Regions from separate parts of the Homo sapiens genome. Here all the other regions are linked to region 1. The links are chromatin contacts, found by Hi-C or POLR2A ChIA-PET in ENCODE. All regions are on one chromosome and are shown on one strand. Each heading gives the region's core, a stretch centred on a gene start or an enhancer-like site at or near the end of the contact. The rest is flanking DNA. Distances are from core to core; before and after follow the strand shown. Region 1 holds the start of KHDRBS1 (KH RNA binding domain containing, signal transduction associated 1). Region 2 overlaps ADGRB2 (adhesion G protein-coupled receptor B2). Region 3 overlaps HDAC1 (histone deacetylase 1). Region 4 holds the start of HDAC1 (histone deacetylase 1).

Region 1 (2,700 bases), core at 172-2,671:
TAGGTGATTGGCCAGTGCTGATGAGGAAAAGAGCGCTAACCTACAGAACAAAGACTCTCATTTCTAATCTATTTCACTACTGAATCAAAAATGTAAAAAACAGCAACAAAAAGGCCAAGCCTTTCAGTACAAGCATCATGCAACTTCTCTCAATTTCTGTCCATCTCGTTGGGAAACGTCATGTGAACTACGCGGGAGTCCCTATCGTCCCATTTCACTGTCTCTAGGGTTACTTCACTCCTTCAACGACAGTGAACACACGGTGTAAAATGGCTCAGTAGCAATTCTTATTTTATCAGCCTTAGTCGGAAATCTGATTCGGAAACCTCAAGCTCCGATCCACATAAATCGCTCCTTCCTCCCAGCAACTTAAGCTGCGGTTACCGCTAAGTCCGGCTCGGCCCCAGCGACAGCAAGGCACTGGACAGGGCATTCCAGCCTCACCCCACCTCACCTCGGCCCTTCCTCCCACGGTCCCTCCCCGCTCTGGCTGTCTTCACCTCCTACACCTCGGTCGAGGCGCTCATCGCCACCCGCGATCAAAAAGGGTTTCCCTTCAGGGAAAGGGGGAAATGAAGGTTCATTTCTGGAAGAATCTGCGCGCCCGGCAGCCGCAAGAGGAGGGAGGAGGGAAGAGTCGGGAAAGGGGCGGGGAGCTCAGCACTATCCATCAAGACATTAGCGCTAGGGGATCGCAAAGTCGCCTTCGGGCCTCCACTGCAGCCTAGAAATTCTCCCACGCACTCCGGGCTGAGGTGGGAATGTGGAATCCAGGCTCCCAAAAATGAGGATGAGACCGGAACTCCCGACTGCCTCGGTCCCGAGGGGGCGGGAAGCGAGAGGAACAAAGCCAGGGCCACTCATGCCCGGGATGGCCGGGCGACCCAGAGGGACACGGGAGGCCCCCTTACCTGCCGTCAGCAGCTGCATGGCGTGAGTGAAGGACGGGTCGAGCGAGTCCTTCTCGGCCATGAGTTCGGGCAGGTACTTGTTCTCTGGCTCCATCTTGACCGAGGCTGTGGCCGAGGGGGGCAGCAGCGGGGTCGGCGCTGGCCCGCCCACTGTCGCGTCGGGACCCGTGGCCGAGGGCGGCAGCAGCGGTGGCGGCTGCGTGGCGGGCGAGGCCCGGGCGCCCCCGCGGGATCCCCCTCCGCCTCCCCGGGACCGGTGAGGCAGCGGCGGCTGCCGAGACGGCGTCTGACGCACCGAGGGGTGGGCACCGGAGGGGTCCATGGAGCCGCTACGGCCCGAAGACCGGCTCATGCGCGCGGCGGGGTCGTCCCGGCGCTGCATCTGGGAGGATGTGCGATCCAAGGAGCGAGAAAGCGACGCGGCAGCGACGGAGGCCCGAGCGGCGGTTGGCGGGGGTGGCAGAGCGGGAGCGGTAGCGACCGAAGCCGACCCGAGCGACCCAGCGAGAGAGAGCACCGGAAATGAGGCGGCGCGCGTGCGCAGCCAGCCACCGGCACCGCCCTTGGGTTTCTCCGCGGAGAACAAAGTCCCCAGTCCGGCCACGGCGCCTGCGCACCGCCGCGGCGTCCGAGAAGTCGCCTCCCGACTCTGGCTTTCCCTCCGCTCCCGCCAGGCCAGAGCTTGATGCGCATGCGCGGGAGGCAGTGGGCTCCGTTCGTTTCGTTTTCCACGTGACTCGGCGCTAGCGGAACACGTGTCTCCTCCCCTTTCTGGCGTGGAGGGGGCGGGAGCTGTGGAATGTCTTTGTCTGCGCGCGGGCCCGCGGAGTGTGGGGCGGGAGACCTGTTACTCGCGGGGCCACGCCCTCTCCAACGGCTGAGCAGTGGAGGGAGGCTGTGGGGAGTGGGGTGGGGGGCGGTCACCGAAGTAAGGAAGTAAAAGACTGCCGAGAGGGTCACGGAAAGGGGAGGGAGAGAGAATTGAGACCGCCTGGGGAGGAAGACAGGAGTGAGACAGACTGCACAGGGAGAAAGGAAGGCTGAGGGAGAGTCTGATGCAGGGGGAAAGTTGGGGAAGGGAAACCTGGAGGGAGAAATTGAGGAAGGACGGCTTGGTGGAAACACTGAAGGCGATTGGAGTACTTGAACTAAGAGGGATGGTTCAGATCAGAGATCTGAAGTCTAGCAAAGAAAAGGGTCCCAGACATCAGGGAACACAAGAAGTTGTTTCCAGTATATATATTTCCAGTATTACATATATTCCAGTCGGTTCTAAAACGGTTGACATTGTTGGTACGGGAAATCTTAAGCAGCATTTTAGCTCTTTTTACATATTTTACTGCTTTTTCTGAATTGTGTTTGTTTTGTTTCGCCGTCATTATTGCCAATTAAGTGTTTCTTCCTTCAAAAAGTGAGGTAGAGACCAGATCCTTAATCCACGTTGGTTGCATCATTAGGATGGCTTCTTCTACCACTCCAGACTTGCTCAAAGAGACCCTTGCCACTACTCTCAAAGGCAAGGTACATAGTGGACAGTCGCCTACGACGTTCTCCACATCCTGGTGTGCTATATGCAAGTGGAGCCTTAGGTCCCTACTTGTCCCATAAGCCATCAAAAGCCTGGTGCCCTCTCTAACTTTCCCTTCCCTCCGCAGATTATTTTCTTCTTCCATTTAAAGCACTCACTCCCATCTCTTTTCCTTCTGGATTAGTTCTCCTAATGAGCCCACACTTTTCAAAAGTCTTTGGGGACCGGTGCGGTGGCTTATGCCTGTAATCCCAGCACTTT
Region 2 (2,791 bases), core at 172-2,671, 270 kb after region 1:
GCCACACAGCTGGTCAATGTCCACACCCCATTTGGGATCCAGGGTTAATTCACTCCAAAGCTCTTCTGGGAGTCCAGGTTTCAGAGATGGAGAAATTTCAGGGATCATGTGGATCAGGCCCTGGGGCTGGTGACTGACGTGGAGGGAAAGGCCCCAGAGTGGATGAGACCAGAGGCTGGGCTGGGTGGCAGTTCTGAGCCCCCAGCAGCAGATTTGCTCAGGGTGGCTGCTCCTCATGCTTGGTGAGAAAGAGCTTCCTCTCAGCTGCAGAGCCCGGGCTGGGCAGCAGGGGGCAGGAAGAGGCAGCCCTGGTGGGTCCCTTCACACTCAGCGTGCCTGTCCAGTACTGCTGGCTTTTAGAGATAGGAAGGAGCCTGGAGGTGGGGGAGAGGAGCACCTAATAGTCTGGGGATAGCATGGGGTGAGCCCATCCTCAAAGGCTCTTCCAGTCCCACCTGCTCATGCAGAGGCTGCTGGGCCTTTCCCTTCTGTGCCCATGTCTGCCCCTCCCTGACACCCCATTGTGGGAGAGGGCCCTGATGAGCTCATGTCTGTGCAGGAGGGCCAGGCTTTGGAGAATGGAAGCCACCAGGGCTGGTAGTGCTTCCAAGGCCTAGCCCAGACACATAAATCAGGGCAGCTGAGAGCCTGGTGGGGCCAGGGTCAAGGTAGCCTGGCCTCCTCGAGCACCTGCTGTTCTCCTGGCCTCAGGGCCAGCAGGAGAAAGGTCTGTTGGATGTGGGCACTTGTCCTAGGCCCCTTGGGTCTCAGAGGAGTGGCATTCTGACCTGTGCCTCCAGGTCACAGTCCAGTGCTGCTTGGGGAGCATGAACTGTATCTCAGAGATAGGCTCGGGGCCAGGGTTGCAGCAGCTCAGCTTGGATGTTTTTTCAGCCCCTAGGAGTCAGTACAATGGAGGAGCAAATGCAGCTGTGTGCTCTTGGACAAGGCACTTCCCCTGTCTAGCCCTCAGTTTCCTCATCTGTAAACAGAGATGATGGTTCTTCTTTCCAGTGAGAGGACTAAAGGAGAGGGTTATGGGCCGCACTTGGCACAGAAGCATTCCCAGAGCTCTTTCATATGGGCAGCCATGCCCCTTAAATCTCCCCCACATCTGGCTGAGGCAAGAGGTGGAAAAGATGACTGTGAGGTCAGGGCCTAGTCCTGTGTAGCCTTCTGAACCTCAGTTTCCTTGTCTGTGAAATAGTGGTGGTGGGGCAGAGGGCAGAATGTGATCCTGAGAGAGCATCATGCAGTTGGTTCCAGGCCCTCAGGCGGAGGGCAAGGAAGGCTGCCTTCACTGTGCCACTGTAACAGAACCTAGCTGGCCTTTGCTGAGCCCCTGCCACCACCTCCGTGTTCCAGGTGAGGAGCCGGAAGAGGAACCGAAAGTGAAAACCCAGTGGCCGAGGTCTGCAGATGAGCCTGGGCTATACATGGCGCAGACAGGTAACTCGGGCCCGCCTCCCTTCCTCTGCGGCGGGGGCCCGACTGTGTGCGTCTGGTGGTGTGTGTGCTTGGTGTGTGCCTGTCTGTCTCTGTCCTGCAGTTCAGTCGCGTCTGTGCCACATGAAGCTTGTGGGAAGGGCTGGGTGGCCTCCTGAAGAGCCTGTTACTTGGGGTCAGGGTAGGAGGAGCCCTCTGATGCCTGCCCCCACCTTACTGCCACTCCCCCTATCCCTATGAGACTGAGTGCTTGGGAGGTGCCCCCTGCCGCCGACGCTGTCCCTCTCTCGTAGGCGACCCGGCGGCTGAGGAGTGGTCCCCGTGGAGCGTGTGTTCCCTGACGTGTGGGCAGGGTCTGCAGGTGCGGACCCGCTCCTGTGTGTCCTCCCCCTATGGGACCCTGTGCAGCGGGCCCCTGCGGGAGACCAGGCCCTGCAACAATTCAGCCACCTGCCCAGGTAGGCCCATCCTCCTCCCCACCCCACCTGCCTGCAGGGTTAGGTCCTGCCTGGGACTTGGGCAGATTAATCTCCAAAATGGTTGGTTGCCTCCTCCTTTCATTCAACAAATGTGGCTGTTCCCCACACCATGCCCAACTCTGCGTACCATGCCAGCCCGGTGCAGGGCACTGGGGGCACAGATGGATCAGACCAGGGCCCATGCTACTGGGCCCGGTTCTGGGCACATCATTCCCCCAGTGCCTGCATCCTGGTAACCAAGGCTCGTGTTTTTACCCACTCCGCTCTGGCCATATCAGTAGCTTGCGCACTTTCCCACCTCCCTGCATTTGCTGATTCTTGTCCTATCCTTTCTCCCTGACCTTGGCTATTCAAATTCAGCCTGTCTTTCAAGATCTAAGACAAACGCCACTTCCCTGACCTTCCCCTCCTTCCTTTGGACACCCCCTCTCAAGGGAGCCTCCCCTAAGCCTCCCTCAGTTGAGTGTGTAGTTGTTAAGGAAATGCATGTGCTTGCTTGAGACGGCAAGGGCAGGGTAGCCTCAGCCAGTCCTGCTCCTTGCTCCCTGAGTGGGTGAAGTGAGGCCTAGGCCATGCCAGTGGTGCTGTGGATTTAGAGCAGGGCCTACCTGGGAAGGGCTCTTGGTACCTGGGGGTATGGCAGGAGTTTGCAAAGGCCTGGGGCAAAGCTGTGTTCCAGCGTGTGAGCTCGGTGTGTCGGTGTCCATGTAGAGGTTCATGTTTATTTGTGTGTCTGTGCGCTTGGGGCTGGGAAGGGCGCTTCTCTTGCCCCCGGACTGCTGTGTTGTATTCAGGCTCTGGGTCTAGGGGTGGGTGGGATGGGGAGGGGTGGAATGGCGTGGGTCCTGGGTCCTTTCCTGAATTTT
Region 3 (2,805 bases), core at 220-2,719, 300 kb before region 1:
TTTTTTGTAGAGATGAGGGTCTCACTATGTTGCCCAGGCTGGTCTCAAACTCCTGGCTGGGCTCAAGCAATCCTCCCACCTTGGGCTCCCAAAGTGCTAGGATTACAGGCATGAACCGCTGTGCCTGTCCTGTCTTCCTCTTAAAGAGGGAAAACAGGTCGGGCACAGTGGCTCAGGCCTATAATCCCAGCACTTGGGGAAGCCGAGGCTGGCATATCACCTGAGGTCGGGAGTTTGAGACCAGCCTGACTAACATGGAGAAACCTAAAAATACAAAATTAGCCGGGCGTGGTGGCACATCCCTGTAATCCCAGCTACTCAGGAGGCTGAGGCAGGATAATCGCTTGAAGCCGGGAGACGGAGGTTGTGGTGAGTAGAGATCGCCCCATTGCACTCCAGCCTGGGCAACAAGAGCGAAACTCTGTCTCAAAAAAAAGTGGCAGGGGCGGGAAATAACACCAGAGGGGCTAGGAAACCAAGGATTCAAACTAAGACATGAAAGCTTATTTTCTTACTTTAATAGCAAGTTGCTCCTCTAGTGAGAGCCCACTGTGCTGAGAGTAGAGCCTGATCCTTGGCCTAAATGGGTTATGGAAACCTCTAAAGCCATCTACAGGAAAGGCATGAATTTGCCTCATCTTGGAGGGAAATAAGACCCTGCAATTCAGAGAGCAAACACCTCACTCACAGCAGCTGGCAGCTCCTGGAGTTGTCGGTAGCAAAGAAGCTTAATGCTTCAAGGAAGGTCTCTGTGGTTCTGCCATCAATACCACTGTACAGTTATTATTAGTTGTAATAATAGTTATAAATAACTTTCTTCCTTGGGAGTAAGACTACCTTGTGGTCAGCAGCAACAAACAAGTGCCGCATATTTTCTGACACTTCCATATAAGCTGTCATAAGTTAATCAAAACTTCTTCTGGACAGTGCTGTTATACTATATGAAGTCTTAGGTGCTAAGAGATAATTTCTAAAATAACACAAGGGGGAAGTCAGGTATGATAGTTTTGTCCCAAATTTGAATACTTTTTTTTTCCCCCTCACAGCTAAAATAATTCCCACGATTCCTACAAACTAAGCGTGGCTTCCAAGATGGGACCTGCTCTGAAGTTCAAGTCCAAGGGATCAGGGGCAGCATCACCTCATCTCAAAGATTACACCATCTAGAATCTGTCCTGAGTGGCCTCTAAATTCTCAATTAATACCCACTAAGTCAAAACAGTTACAGTTGGACAGAAATCAGAGATCATGTGGCCCAGCCCACTTTACAAAAGAAGAATCTGAGGGGAAGTGACTTGCCCACTCAGCTGAGAGTTAGAGTTAAATTTTACTGTATCTATTGTCTCCCCGTCCCAGGTCAGTGCTTTTTCCACTACAATAATTACAGTACTCTTGGGACAGTGTTGTGAACATAACCAGAAAAAGTACTACCTCTATCGTTTACAAATCAGGAAACATGAAAAATCCGACTTGAGGGGAAAAAGCACTCTGGCACCTTTAGGAGGTAGGGGAAATCAGGTGTCCACTGAATGGGAGGTGCGAGGACGGCAGAATGGGCCTCTACAGTGGAAAGGGAGATGCAACTGGCGGCTTCAGAGTGTGAGGGAACAGAATGGACTTACATCTCTGCATCTGCTTGCTGTACTCCGACATGTTATCTGGACGGATGGAGCGCAAGAATTTAATGTAGTCATCGCTGTGGTACTTGGTCATCTCCTCAGCATTGGCTTTGTGAGGGCGCTAGAGGGCAGAAGGGAGAAAGGGCAAGTTATTTTTGACCACGGCCAGTCCAGTCAATCTAGTTTGAATATTTATATTTCCTGCGCAGCATGGAGCTAGGTGCTATAAAGAATAAAAAGAAATAACTGGTTAGATTCAGGCTTCAAGAAATTTACAATCTAACTAGGCAAACAAGATTATCAAAGGAGACAGAGTATCAGAAGACCTACAGCAGCTCAAGCTCTGTTGCTTAGGCAAGTTACTGTCTCTTGAACCTCCATTTCCTCATTTACTAAACAGGGACAACATAGACCACACAGGGAAGTTGAGAGAATTGGAAGAGGTTGTTAAATCTCTTTGTAAACTGTAAGGTGCTTTACAAAATTATTACTTTTTTTTTTTGAGACGGAGTCTCGCTCTGTCTCCCAGGCTAGAGTGCAGTGGCGCAATCTCGGCTCACTGCAAGCTCCGCCTCCCGGCTTCACGCCATTCTCCTGCCTCAGCCTTCCAAGTAGCTGGGACTACAGACGCCCACCACCACGCCCGGCTAATTTTTTTTGTATTTTTAGTAGAGACAGGGTTTCACCGTGTTAGCTAGGATGGTCTTGATCTCCTGACCTCGTGATCCGCCCGCCTCGGCCTTCCAAAGTGCTGAGATTACAGGCATGAGCCACCAAGCCCGACCTTTTTTTTCGTTTTTTTTTGTTTGTTTGTTTGTTTTGAGGCGGAGTCTCACTCTGTCACCCAGGCTGGAGTGCAATGGCATGATCTCGACTCACTGCAACCTTCGCCTCCTGGGTTCAAGCGATTCTCCTGCCTCAGCCTCCCGAGTAGTTGGGATTACAGGCGCCCACCACGACGCTGGCTAATTTTTGTATTTTTAGTAGAGATGGGGTTTTACCATGTTGGTCAGGATGGTCTCGAACTCCTGACCTCAGGTGATCCGCCCTCCTCGGCCTCCCAAAGTGCTGGATTACAGGCATGAGCCACTGCGCCCGGCCTACAAAATTATTACTTATTATTATATAAAACTGGCCGAGTGCAGTGGCTCACGCCTGTAATCCCAGCACTTTGGGAGGCTGAGGC
Region 4 (2,726 bases), core at 76-2,575, 280 kb before region 1:
CCTCAATAAAGTCCAACTTCCTTGGGACAGCATGCCCAGCCCTTCATGGTCCGGTCCCTATTTACATCTTTTTTTTTTTTTTTTTTTAAGACAGAGCCTCGCTCTGTTGTCCAAGCTGGAGTGCAGTGGCACGATCTCAGCTCACTGCAACCTCTGCCTCCCGGGTTCTAAGGGATTCTCCTGCCTTAGGCTCCAGAGTAGCTGGGATTACAGGCGCACACCACCATGCGCGGCTAATTTTGTATTTTTAGTAGAGACGGGGTTTCACCATGTTGGCCAGGCTGGTCTCGAACTCCTGACCTCAGGTGATCCACCAGCCTCGGCCTCCCAAAGTGCTGGGATTACAGGCGTGAGCCACCACGCCCGGCCAAATGCCTGTTTTTCAAAGGTCCTGTCCTCTCTCTTGCCTCTGAAACTTGCTGTTATCTTTGCCTTCCCTGTGCCTGGCTAAGAACTCCTGTTCTTCAGGTCCTAACTAAGATGTCCCCTCCTTCGCTGACTCCTCAGGTGGAGTTCGGTGCCTCTTCTCTGTGCTCCCCTAACACTCTGAGCTCTGACACGGAGAGAACTTCGGTCACTGGGAAGGGTGACCCGATCAACCCCACGGCCCCAGCCCCTCAACACTTCCTCGAACACAGTAACCTGCTTGAGAGATTAAGTGAGAAGTCTGTTTTAACAGGTTGCATCCTTCTCCTTGCAACCCCTGGCGCCCCACGTCGCAGTAGCAACCGCAGGCCCCGCTCAGAGGCTGGGGGAGGGGAGGCGGGCAACCAGTCGTGCAGGACTCTTCCCCCAGAAAAGATGAGGAAGGGACGGGGCAGGGAAGAGCTTTGGGTTCTCGGCAAGAAAATGTATCCTTGCAGCCGTCTCCATCAGATTCAGCCTCCCCGCTCCGACGCACCCTCCCCTCTAGGAGTCCCACTCAAACTCTCCACATCAGACTTCCTCAGAATCTTCCCATCAAGATTACCTCACGCTTCCCCCACGCGATCCCCTCTTGGTCTCAGCCTCGATCTCCCTTCCTCGCAGCCTCCTCCCTCAGCCTCGACTTCCCCCTCGCAGCCTCCTCTCCGAGCCTCTCCCCAGCGCCTCAGCCTCCCGCAGCCTCCCATCGGCGCTCCAGCCTCAGCCTCCAGGTTCCCGGTCCGGCCCGGCCTGGCCCCGCCCCCGCCGCGAGGACGGTGCTCACCGTCGTAGTAGTAACAGACTTTCCTCCGGGTGCCCTGCGTCTGCGCCATCTTGCTCGCCTCCCGTCCCTACCGTCAGTCGGTCCGTCCGCCCTCCCGCCCGCGGCTCCGCTCAGCGTCCGACCCAGGGGGGAGGGGGCGGGCCTCCGGCCCGCCCCGCCCGTCCCCTCCTGGGCTCACCTATAGCCGCGCAGCCCGGGCACCGCTCCAGCCAATCAGCTTGCGCAGACACGGGCCCGGAACTCGGCAGGGGGCAAGGGCAGCCCGGAGAGGCCGCCGAGGGCCCCCTGGGCCTGTACCAAGGTCTGCGACAGATGGGTGGGGAGCCGCCCGGGGACCGTACCATCAGTCCCGGGGGAGGAAAGCAGCTCTGTAAACTTAACAGTCCCACTTCGTCGTGAAAAGCGTGCTTGGAGATCGGAGGCCAACTTTCTGATTTTACGGAGAATAAACCGAGGCCTACAGGGGAAAAGTGACTTGCACAAGGTCACTCAGCCAATAAAAGGGCTGAACCTGGGTTAGAAAGCGAGTTTGTGGCCGCAAAGGAGGGCTACAGAAAAATAATTAAAAAGAAAAGCAACACGCGGGTTTGGAGAGGAAGAAACCGACAAGAAAGGGAAAGAAAGCTAATGTTTGTCGAGGGGCTGCTGTGTGCCAAGTACTGTGCGACACTTTACCAATGTTATTTCAGTTTTTCCTCAAAACAGCTCTCGGCCAAGGGCTTTTTACCTCCATTTTACAGGACAGGATAAAGAAGTTCAGACTTCTGTGAATTATTCAAAGTTACACAAAGTAATTAAATTCAATTTTTTAATTGTACAGGGTTTTTAAAATGCTTTCTTTGCACCAGAGGCACTGTAACAAAGTGACAGAACCCAGCCTTTCAGACTCCAAAATCTACCTCCCTGATGCAGTCACCCAGGATGACTAAGTAGGCGTCTCTTTAGACAGGAGGAAATGGGATTATCCTATGATAGGAGGGCAGGTTTCCTTTCTTTTCTTTCCCTGTTTTTTTTTTTTTTTTTTTTTTTGAGACAAGAGTTTCGCTCTAGTTGCCCAGGCTGGAGTGCAATGGTGTGATCTCGGCTCACCACAATCTCTGCCTCTGTGTTCAAGCGGTTCTCCTGCCTCAGCCTCCCGAGTAGCTGGGATTACAAGCATGTGCCACCATGCCCGGCTAATTTTGTATTTTTGGTAGAGACTGGGTTTCTCCGTGTTGGTCCAGGTGGTCTCGAACTCCTGACCTCAGGATCCGCCCACCTCGGCCTCCCAATATGCTGAGATTACGGGCGTGAGCCACAGCGCCCGGCCTAGGAGGGCAGGTTTCTCAGCCTGGTAGCTAATGACATTTTGGGCCAGGTAATGCTTTTTTGTAGGAAGCTATTCTGTGCATTAACAGCTTCTGTGAAGCTGTTCTGTGCCTGGGCAACTAGAGTGAAACTCTTGTCTCAAAAAAAAAAAAAATTAAGCAGCATCCTTAGCCTCTACCCACTAGATGCCAGTAGCACCTTCCCCCCAGGCTGTGACAACCAAAATTGT

The links. A loop is a pair of places that touch in the nucleus more often than their neighbours do. ChIA-PET counts read pairs that join two places held with the same protein, here RNA polymerase II (POLR2A). Pooled maps may share reads with other maps.
Region 2: a loop to region 1 is called in a pooled map, with 2.3 times the contacts of the local background. The contact joins the enhancer-like site here to the promoter of KHDRBS1 in region 1. A Hi-C loop is called at or near these places in 1 of 50 pooled maps. POLR2A ChIA-PET finds 5 or more read pairs at or near these places in 2 of 52 experiments (A673 and BJ).
Region 3: a pooled map shows a loop between it and region 1 (4-fold over the local background). The contact joins the enhancer-like site here to the promoter of KHDRBS1 in region 1. A Hi-C loop is called at or near these places in 1 of 37 single-sample maps with no recorded cell type and 3 of 50 pooled maps. POLR2A ChIA-PET finds 5 or more read pairs at or near these places in 2 of 52 experiments (WTC11 and naive thymus-derived CD4-positive, alpha-beta T cell).
Region 4: a map of CD8-positive, alpha-beta T cell shows a loop between it and region 1 (5-fold over the local background). The contact joins the promoter of HDAC1 here to the promoter of KHDRBS1 in region 1. A Hi-C loop is called at or near these places in 1 of 168 maps with a recorded cell type or tissue (CD8-positive, alpha-beta T cell), 1 of 37 single-sample maps with no recorded cell type and 11 of 50 pooled maps. POLR2A ChIA-PET finds 5 or more read pairs at or near these places in 1 of 52 experiments (WTC11).

Annotation. Positions count from the first base shown.
Region 1 is chr1:32,012,589-32,015,288 of GRCh38, reverse strand. KHDRBS1 (KH RNA binding domain containing, signal transduction associated 1) reads right to left here and starts at 1,421. Exons shown (of 9, transcript NM_006559.3): 1 at 912-1,421. The coding sequence starts at 1,293. RefSeq lists silencers at 413-522, 1,003-1,212 and an enhancer at 616-1,186.
Region 2 is chr1:31,743,306-31,746,096 of GRCh38, reverse strand. ADGRB2 (adhesion G protein-coupled receptor B2) reads left to right here. Exons shown (of 33, transcript NM_001364857.2): 5 at 1,366-1,449; 6 at 1,740-1,904. Among named protein-coding and RNA genes, the nearest start is that of MIR4254, 14 kb to the left of the region's middle. RefSeq lists an enhancer at 1,279-1,328. Within about 2 kb of position 1,421, at least 3 of the 41 ENCODE cell types and tissues checked have a DNase peak (open chromatin) inside an H3K27ac peak, as active enhancers do.
Region 3 is chr1:32,315,600-32,318,404 of GRCh38, reverse strand. It overlaps HDAC1 (histone deacetylase 1), which reads right to left. Exons shown (of 14, transcript NM_004964.3): 3 at 1,623-1,740. Among named protein-coding and RNA genes, the nearest start is that of MARCKSL1, 19 kb to the left of the region's middle. Within about 2 kb of position 1,469, at least 6 of the 41 ENCODE cell types and tissues checked have a DNase peak (open chromatin) inside an H3K27ac peak, as active enhancers do.
Region 4 is chr1:32,290,682-32,293,407 of GRCh38, reverse strand. It overlaps HDAC1 (histone deacetylase 1), which reads right to left and starts at 1,325. Exons shown (of 14, transcript NM_004964.3): 1 at 1,190-1,325. The coding sequence starts at 1,238. RefSeq lists enhancers at 1-460, 532-591 and a silencer at 1,202-1,611.